2 separate regions of the Homo sapiens genome follow, and region 1 is linked to region 2. Evidence: chromatin loops called from intact Hi-C (ENCODE). Cell type or tissue: K562. All regions are shown on one strand. Each heading gives the region's core, and the rest is flanking DNA. Links, peaks and the distances in the headings are about the cores only. Region 1 overlaps DNAJC24 (DnaJ heat shock protein family (Hsp40) member C24). Region 2 holds the start of PAX6-AS1 (PAX6 antisense RNA 1).

What was found. Peaks named below come from ENCODE experiments on the same cell type or tissue, not always from the same donor. Only the 100,000 strongest peaks of a DNase experiment are listed, where the experiment ranks them.
Region 1: a loop joins it to region 2, with 4 times the contacts of the local background. A loop is called at or near these places in 3 of 110 quality-filtered maps.

The regions. Positions count from the first base shown.
Region 1 is chr11:31,395,652-31,400,035 of GRCh38, forward strand. All of the region lies in intron 2 of DNAJC24 (DnaJ heat shock protein family (Hsp40) member C24), which reads left to right. Among named protein-coding and RNA genes, the nearest start is that of DNAJC24, 28 kb to the left of the region's middle. In K562, for the core only: a CTCF peak has its summit at 1,787 (motif pointing right); no DNase peak of the experiment used is centred there.
Region 2 is chr11:31,814,419-31,818,802 of GRCh38, forward strand. It overlaps PAX6-AS1 (PAX6 antisense RNA 1), which reads left to right and starts at 2,148. Exons shown (of 3, transcript NR_033971.1): 1 at 2,148-2,221. It also overlaps a transcript of PAX6 not described here. RefSeq lists a silencer at 1-213, enhancers at 1,177-1,938, 3,460-4,219 and a promoter at 3,385-3,657. In K562, for the core only: a CTCF peak has its summit at 1,762 (motif pointing left); a DNase peak (open chromatin) is centred at 1,715; H3K4me3 peaks cover 1,934 bases; H3K27me3 peaks cover 4,000 bases.

The DNA.
Region 1 (4,384 bases), core at 77-4,076, 420 kb before region 2:
AGTATATGGACATATTTTTTATTCATTGACTAAATATTAAGGGTCTTGTAACGTGTCAGGCACTGTGCTAGGTGCTATGGATTTAGTGGTGAATGTGGACAAAGGTCCTTACTCTCATGAGTAGCTTATAGTTTGGCAAATATTCTTTTCATTTTTCAAACAAGGAAATTTTATACAGTTGAATAACTTTTCTGGGATCACAAGATTTGTAATAACAGAACCAGAATCAAAACTCAGTTTTTAGTATTTTAAAAATCAGTGTTGCTCCAGTTATCTCTTGTATCTTTAATTTCCCCTTTCCATTAGCTTTTTCCACTCATCCAGTAAAAGCTCTTCAAAAAATTCTTCATTGACCTTGGTTCTTTGAACTGTCACTCCTTTCTTCTTGCCAAACATTAATTGTCTACTATCCATTGGCTTCTCAGCCCACTCCATTTCACCACTGACAGTCTTCTAAACGGTGACTACCGAAGTGGCCAGTGTTCCTTTTTTGCCAAATGTAGTGGATTTACTGTGACATCTGATACTGTTGTAAGTCTTGAATTTTGAAATTTCTTCCTCTCTGGGCAGGAGCATGTCTTTCCTGATTATCTTCTTGCTTGTCTGACCACTGCTCTATTTTCTTTTCCAGGATCTATTCCTCTATGTGATATAAATGTCACTGTGCTTCTGAGTTTTATTTGACCCTCTTCACTTACAAGGAAATCAAGGATTCTTCATCTGAGGCTCAGGGGACTTTGGAGGTCGGTTAGCCCCTCAATTATATGCAAATTTTTATAAGATTCTTAGAGGAGTTCATAACTCAAAAAGGTTAAGACAGACTGCTCTCTGTGTATTCCTTTAGCTTTATCTGCTGCATGAGTGACTTCCAAATTTATGTCCCCTGCTTCCTATGTTTCCCCTTGTCTGACTCCCGCCTTTGATCTTCAGCAGCCTTAGTTTAGCATAGTTCCTCAGGAGGGCTACAGTAGCACAGTAGTTTTTTTATTGCCAATCTCCCTATCTATCCTCTTACCCATTCCATCCTACTATCAGTTTAGAATGTTTTTGTCTTTGAAACAAAAACATGATTATGTCCCTATCATGAAAATAATGTGGAGTTTTAATTAGGAACAAATCCACATTTCTTGGCATACTAAAAAACTCTCTATGATTTGACCCCAGTCTAGCTTTTCAACTTCATCTCCCTTTTCCCTATCCAACCATTCTTTCACTCATTCTTGGTCTGACTTACAGTTCTGCTTTTCGTAACTCTAATACCCATTTTAGTACTTTCTTGCCTTGTATTTGCTACTTCCCTCTCCCTGGAATACCTTTCCTTCCCAATCCTACACAGTTTCTCCATAGCCAACTCTATGCATCCTTCAAAACCTAGTCATATATCACCTTTATTATAAAACCTTCCCCAACTTATCCAAGTGAAAACTTTCTCATGCTGTCATCTTATTCATGCATCTATCCTTCCCAATGCATTATAATAAATTGTTGGCATGCCTACTCTTTACCACTAGACTGTGAGTCCCTCAAGGATAGGGATCCCTGTTTATTCATCATGGTATCTTCATTGGCTGGCACAATGTCTGGCTTGTTGTAAGGTAGTAAATAATTTTTTTTGATGGATAAACATTTTTACGATGCCAGTTTTACACGTGGGTTATATTTTCTCTGAAGCACAAAACCTTAAAAGAGTTTAAAAACATTTTAAAAACCATGTTTCATTTGTTAACTTGCATAAAAGATCAATGAATCGTTGACTGCTTCTTTAGGCAATATTTTACTAAGCAATAGGTGGCAGTAGTGTGTTGTACTTGACTTTACCTTTGTGATTTTTTTTTTTTTTTTCAGCTTTCATAATCTTAATGCAGTGTCAAAGTGTAAAGGACACAATTGCAGTACTCTGATACCTAACTTTTTGTAACATGATCATGTTTTAAGCAAGTGAGCATCTCATAGAAAATAAAGCAAAACAACAACAAAACACAGCCAAAGTCAGTCAATGTGCATCTCTTGCCTGTCTAAACTATATTCAGATTCATTAGAGAATTACAACTGCACGGTCTTAACAGCATTTCCTCACCAACTGTTTAACAGCTGCTTCAAAATAACAGTGATTTGCAATAATGAAAATCAAAAATTATCTCAGAGGATATGTGTTTCTTTTTTTTTTTTATTTTCCCCCGAGATGGAGTCTTGCTCTGTTGCCCAGGCTGGTGCGATCTCAGCTCACTGCAACCTCTGCCTCCTGGGTTCAAGTGATTCTCCTGCCTCAGCCTCCCGAGTAGTTGAGATTACAGGAGCGTGCCACCATGCCCAGCTAATTTTTGTATTCTCAGTAGAGATGGGATTTCATCATGTTGGCCAGGCTGGTCTCGAACTCTTGACCTCATGATCCTCCTGCCTCGGCCTCCCAAAGTGCTAGGATTATAGGCGTGAGCCACCACGCCTGGCCCAATATGTATTTCTTGGTATCCTAAGAAGCCTACTTAGGCCTTTATTTCAAAAATAGTGTATTAAGTTCATTGACTTTAACTACAGTTATTAAATGCTTTATTTTTCTTCTTTTACTCTTTTTTTTTTCCCTGTCAGTATTAAGGTCACCTATCTTGTTTATTGAGCTTCATTTAGTTGACTTTCTCTCATCATTAGGTATTTAGAATTAAGGATTGTTACCACCTCTCCAGCCTTATGCATGTAATCCCATCATTAATTTTGAACACCTATATATGAGAATGTTACATACCTGTATACCTATATATGTTAGTATATTTCATTTCACTTGTTGTTTCCTGTAGCTTATAAAGTTAAATCAGTTGAAGTTTTATTTAAAGAATATTTGTACATTTTAGGTCCACAGGAACATTTCTGCAAATAAAAGAAATAGATAACTTTTATAGGAAACAGTTTTAGCATTGATTCAAATAAGAGGTAGATAAAGATAATCTGTGACATTTTCTTTCTCATATCTTGTTTACTGTTTTTTTCCCATCTCAGGGGTAAAGCACCCAAGGGAATTCAAAGCCACTGAACTAGTATCATTAATATGGCAGAATGATCAAGATCAATTAATATAAGAAAAGCATGAAAGCGTTGACAGAACACACTACTTAATTAGTACCTGATGGCCTTGGTGGCCAGAGCAAGAGCTCTGAGTTGTTGTAGGAGAGCCCCTCTATAGGATCTGTATGTGTACATCGCCACTCTTATTTAGCAGGGATGACTTTAGTTTGACATCAGTTTCTTGAGTCCTTAATTGTATAAAAAAACATCTTTTCCCTGAACCCAGAGAGTAGGTGAAGTCAGCAAGTACCCTCCCTACTGCTAATCGTCATCTGGGGAAATTGGAGGTAAAGGGTTGATATCAGAATTCTCTCTGTAGCTTGTGTTGAATATATCATCAAAGACTTATTTGATTTGCTTTGGGGGAGTGGAGGTGTCTGGGTTTATATTTATATTGGATATTATGTAACCCACTGCACAAGATTTAAAATTGTTTTTATATCTTATGTGCAGTCATACAGGACAGGGGTTATGCTACACTTGCATATATTCAAAAGAGAAAAAAGGCATGTTACTAACAAAAGGAATTGGTATAACATTATATTTTAGAGTTAGTAAATCTCACAGTTTAAGGTATATTATAGAGGTTTTAAAAAAGGTTTTGCCATAAATTGCCATGGATTCAGTAATTCAACCACGTATCTTAACCTTTTACATTTCTTTATTTTTGTGAATTCTGTTTCTGCAGATCTATCTCTTAATTCTCTTTTTTTTTTTTTTTTTTGAGACGGAGTCTCGCTCCGTCACCCAGGCTGGAGTACAGTGGCACGATCTCAGCTCACTGCAACCCTGCCTCCTGGGTTCAAGCGATTCTTCTGCCTCAGCTTCCTGAGTAGCTGGGAGTACAGGCGCACGCCATCACGCCCAGCTAATTTTTGTATTTTTAGTAGAGACGGGATTCCAACATATTGGCCAGGCTGGCCTCGAACCCCTGACCTCGTGATCTGCCCGCCTCGGCCTCCCAAAGTGCTGGGGTTACAGGCGTGAGCCACCATGCCCAGCCTCTTTTTTTTTTTTTTAACTGTTTTTTCTTTTTTTTTTTTTTTTTTTTTTACTTCAAGCTCCAGGATACATATGCAGAATGTGCAGGTTTGTTACATAGGTATACATGTGCCATGGTGGTTTGCTGCACCTATCAACTCATCATCTAGGTTTTAAGCCCCTCATACATTAGGTATTTGTCCAGATGCTCTCCCTCCCCCTGTCCTCCACCTCTCAACAGGCCCTGGTGTGTGTTGTTCCCCTCCCTGTGTCCATGTGTTCTCATTGTTCAGCTCCCACTTATGAGTGAGAACATGTGGTGTTTGGTTTTCTGTTCCTATGTTAG
Region 2 (4,384 bases), core at 141-4,140:
CCTCCAGCTCCCAGCTTCAGAACCAAGAGCCTCCCATCCGGAGTTCTGACAGTTCTGACACCTCCAAACTCTCTCTTTCCCCGGTCAAGCAGAGGCGCAGCGCCGGCGCGCTGGAAAGGGTGAAGACTGGCATTTTTTGGAGAAGGAAAGTCTTGGCAGACACCTGCGTCACTTTGTAGTGCCCCAAACGTCTCTCTTTTTGCAGACCCTGGGAAGGTGGGATCCCTTGTCCGCGGAGCTGGCAAACGGGTCCAGTGAGCCCTAAAGGCAAAGGCTCCCATCCCGGCCGCCCAGTCCCTGGTGCCTCCCCCACTTCCAGGCCTTTGTCCCTCTCCTTTCTCCAGCAACCTGCCGGTTCCCGCTAACCCGGCAGCCTCGCCGAGCCCAGAGCCTAGAAAAGCCAAGAAGATCCCAGAGCCGCCCCGTGGCACCTTCAGGCTGTGGCCACTGCTCGGCTTGGGGGGAAGCCGCGGTGCCCTCGCCCTTCCTCGCCTCCTGCCAAATGGCCAGTGCTAGGGGCTCCCTGGGTTCAGTCCTCAGTCCTCTTCCGTTCGCTCTGGGAGGCCAGCCTGTCTCTCTCTCTCTCTCTCTCTCTCTCTCTCTCTCTCTCTTTCTCTCTCTGTCTTCTCCCTGCCCACCCCCAAAATACCTTTAAAATAACATTGTCCAGTGGAGTCTCCCAGCAAAGGGATTCCTAGCAGCCCAGCGGGTCAGACTCCCAAGGCTTTGCCTCCCAGTCCCTCCATGCTGTTGTCCAGATAGGAGTTAGGTTTAAAACTCCTGACATGTAGGACAACTGAAATCAGCGGCACTCTCCGATTTTTGCAAATAGGGTTCCTAGAAAAGTTTGCTTTCCATTTCATCACCCTGTGACGATCCCCCCATCTCTCTTTTCCCTGTAACCTCTGCCCCCAAGAGGCAAGAGTTCAGCTTCAAAGGAAAAGCAAGCAAGTCAAGGCCACCTCAGTCCCTTCTCCCTGGATATCCCCTCTCTAAACCGCTGCCTATTCTAAAGGCCAACGACCCGGTCCTGCGATTTGTCCCGTTGTAGACCTGGGAACAGGCAGGCGGGAACTGGGGGCTTTACTGGGGGATTTGAGGCTGGGGAGGGGGAGGGAGCAAATGTCATGGCTGGCTCGCTCAAGCATCCAGGGAACCGAAGCTAAGCGCATCCTGACGGGCTTTTAAAATGACATTGATTAGGACAAGCTGTTCCCAACCCCAGTAAGAGTTAATCTGCCTGTTAATCAAGGCACTAAGGGGCTCAATGCGAGTTTTATTAGCGACAGGAGAACAGAGGCGGCAGCCAGGGATCAAAAGCCGGGATCCCATATATTTGTCAGCGCTATCTCCAAAAAAAAAAAAAAAAGTATTTTCAATTTGAAAACAATTCGGCGCTTTTCGTCACTTCCTAACCCAGTCTCACAGAGGGTGACTTCCAAACCTGGCTAGCGGGGAAAACCGCTGCCCGGGGGACAGAGGGGCTGACAGGAACTGCGGGTTGGCTCAGCCGAATGCGGCCGGGGAGAATTTAAGAATTCTCAGCCCGCGCGGCCCGATGCCTCTGATTCCTCACGAGAGGAAAGGGAATGAAAAATGAAGCAACAAATGACACCACCCAGGCTGGCAGCCCTCGTTCCCGGCCAGACCCCGCTCCTCAGGCCCGGCTCTGGCGCCGGGTGGCGTCCAGCCCCTGCACGCGCGGCGCGGCCCGCGGGAAAGTTTGTGCAGCGAGAGTGACTGTCCTTCCGCCTCGCGCGCGCTGCCCCCTTCTGCCCCGGAGGGGCGTTGGGTTCCCTTCGGTTTTCCTTTCCAATTCTAAAATAAATAAATAAACTCCGGGCCCTGGGGAAATCTGAATAGTAATTCCAGTCATCCAAATTCTATGAGAGGGTCTGAGGAAAAAAAGACAAGCCTATCACGGGCGCCCTCCGATCACGAAGGGCACGGGCATGAGAAGGCGACAGAGGAGGTCCTCGGCTCGCCCTGGGCGCGGAGCGAGGACTCTGGTCAGAGGTAATTATGTCACCGCGTTTTCTCGCCGTGACAGCCGAATAAACACGATCTCCAATAAACATCTCTAATGAGGGAGGAGGCCCGAGGATGGCTGGGTTTGATTTATGACTGGAGGAGAAGGTCCACTTCCCACTGCGAAGCAGGCGACCTGCTCGCCGCCCAGCTCCAGGGAGAGGAACCCGCGGAGGAGAGGATCCCGGCCCAGGTAAGGCGTGCGGCCGGACTGCCACTGCGCTCGTCCCCCGTTTCCAGGTGAGGTGAGCAGGGGGCGCCACCGCTCGGAGTCGGGCGGAGGTCCCAACACCTGTCACAGGTGACTGAGCTCCGAAGGTGCTCCCAGAAGACCTAGAAAGGGGGCGCAGGAGCGCGAGTGGGAGTGGGGGTTGGGGGCTAGCCGGGGCCTGGCCCAGAGGCCGCCCCAAACTCCCGGGCGGGGTTCTTGGGTGCCCCGCCTAAGCCGGCCTGGGCGTCTCCAGCTGCTTTTAGGGCCGGGCTCCCAGGACTTTCGCCCGGCTGAACCACAAGTTAGTCTAAGTTTGGGTCGTCCCTTCCCTGACTCACTAAGGGGACACTTCCGGGCCCCGGCTCTGGCCCTCCAAGGGCCGCAGGGTGGTGGGCGCTTCTCTTTCCCGGGCTTGGCGGCCCGGCTCCCATGGCGCCCGCGCGCTTCCCGCCGAGGCAGCCAGCGCAGCGCCCGCAGTAACCGGAGCCCGCGTTCTAGCTCAGTGAGAATCGCTAATTATTAGGTCTTCCGAAGTGAAGCTCAAATCACACGCTGGGAGCTTTACGCGCTGCCCAGCTCTGTCGGCCGCATTCTTTCGTACTCCGCGTCTTTCTGAGAAACGAACCCCATCTCTAGACTTTGTTGCGGTCCAGCCATCTGCACTTTGCAACCGCGGGAAACTTCTGCTGCACCTCGCCCGACCCGCGGCAGGGTGTCTTTAAGCGCTCCAGGCGCGGGTACGGACTTTCCCAAGCGTGGATGTCGTGAACTGCGATGCAGAGGAGGTCTGGATGCAAAGTGCGTCCCCACCTCCTGCATTTTTCGCGGTCGCGAGTGGCTTTAGCAGACAGCAGCAGCAGACTCCCGCCCCCTACTCCCAGCTCAGGGCCGGACTGGAAGTCCACTCTTAGGAGTGGAACATTTTGCTACTTTTGCAGAAGAGCACACTCGGCAAAGACAAGTCCCTCCTCCACCCCCCTTCCTATCCCTCCCTCAGTAACTCGCTTCCATCTTTGTATGCCTCCTTTTAAAAGCAAAAATCAAGCCCCGGGGCCACTTGGGGCGGGCTTTGATTTGGGGACAGCAGTCGCTGGCAGCGGAGAGGCCCCGCGGGCCCCGAGCCGGGCCGGGGCCGGAGCCCGGGCGGTTACCTGGGAGCGGAGGGCGGGGAGGCAGGTGAGCCTGGCAGCGCCGGTTCCCACACTTCTCACCGCCGCTCGGCAGGGGAAGTGGCAGATCTGACAGCCGCGTTCTACGCGAGGACCTGCCCCAGAGTTTAAATGTCAATGATAAGAAAAGAGGGTGCTCAGGCAGGCGCTAACTTTCCTTAATATCCACGCCAGCGCCGTCCTCATTGGCTGCCCGGCCCGCGTGACGTCATGGCGGCTAGAGTTGGGCACAGCTCTGCGCCGACTAGTTTTCCGGCCGGGCGGGAGCCTGCTTCTCCCCACCCAGGGTCCGGCCGGCTCCAACCCCTGCTTTGGCCTTCCTTGGCCCGGCCTGTGACTGCTCTAGCCCGGCCCGGTCCAGCCTGGGCCGCCGTCCTGTATGGCGTAGAGTCGATCCCCAGGAAACTAGTCTTGCCGAGTGCGCTCCTCCGCACCTTCGGGCACTAGGGCCCCAAGATCTCTGCCCTTAGGCTGGCCAGCTACCTCTCTGGGTAATCACCCTGTCCCCTCCTCCGATCCCCAAGGGAGTCCCTTCATCGGAGAGACCCGAAGGCCGCGCCGGGATGGAGAGGCGCTTTTGGCAGGAATCATTTTTAGGAGGAGTTCGAGGCTCGATGAGTACCCTCAACCTGGCCCTCGAGCCCGCAAGTCACTAGCTGGGCACAGACGGGGGCTCCGGGAAGAGGACATGCGACCCCTTTTTCAGGGCCTAGGCCAAAGGTCTCTCCAGGCCTGCTGGGTTCTCAAGAGGGAAGCCCTAAAGGGGGCCTACCCGGGCTTCCCTCGCCCTCTGGCTGAAAGGCTCCAACCACATTAGAAAATGTAGGTGATTGTATTTATCTTTGACTTTGAATTAACTGTTGACTTTGTGACTTAGAGGAGGAAAACAGGAAAATCCCAGATTCTGAAGTCAATACTCATAGAAATTGGGGCGGGGTCTGCAGGACACTGACTTGCTGGTCTGTGCCTGTTTTTC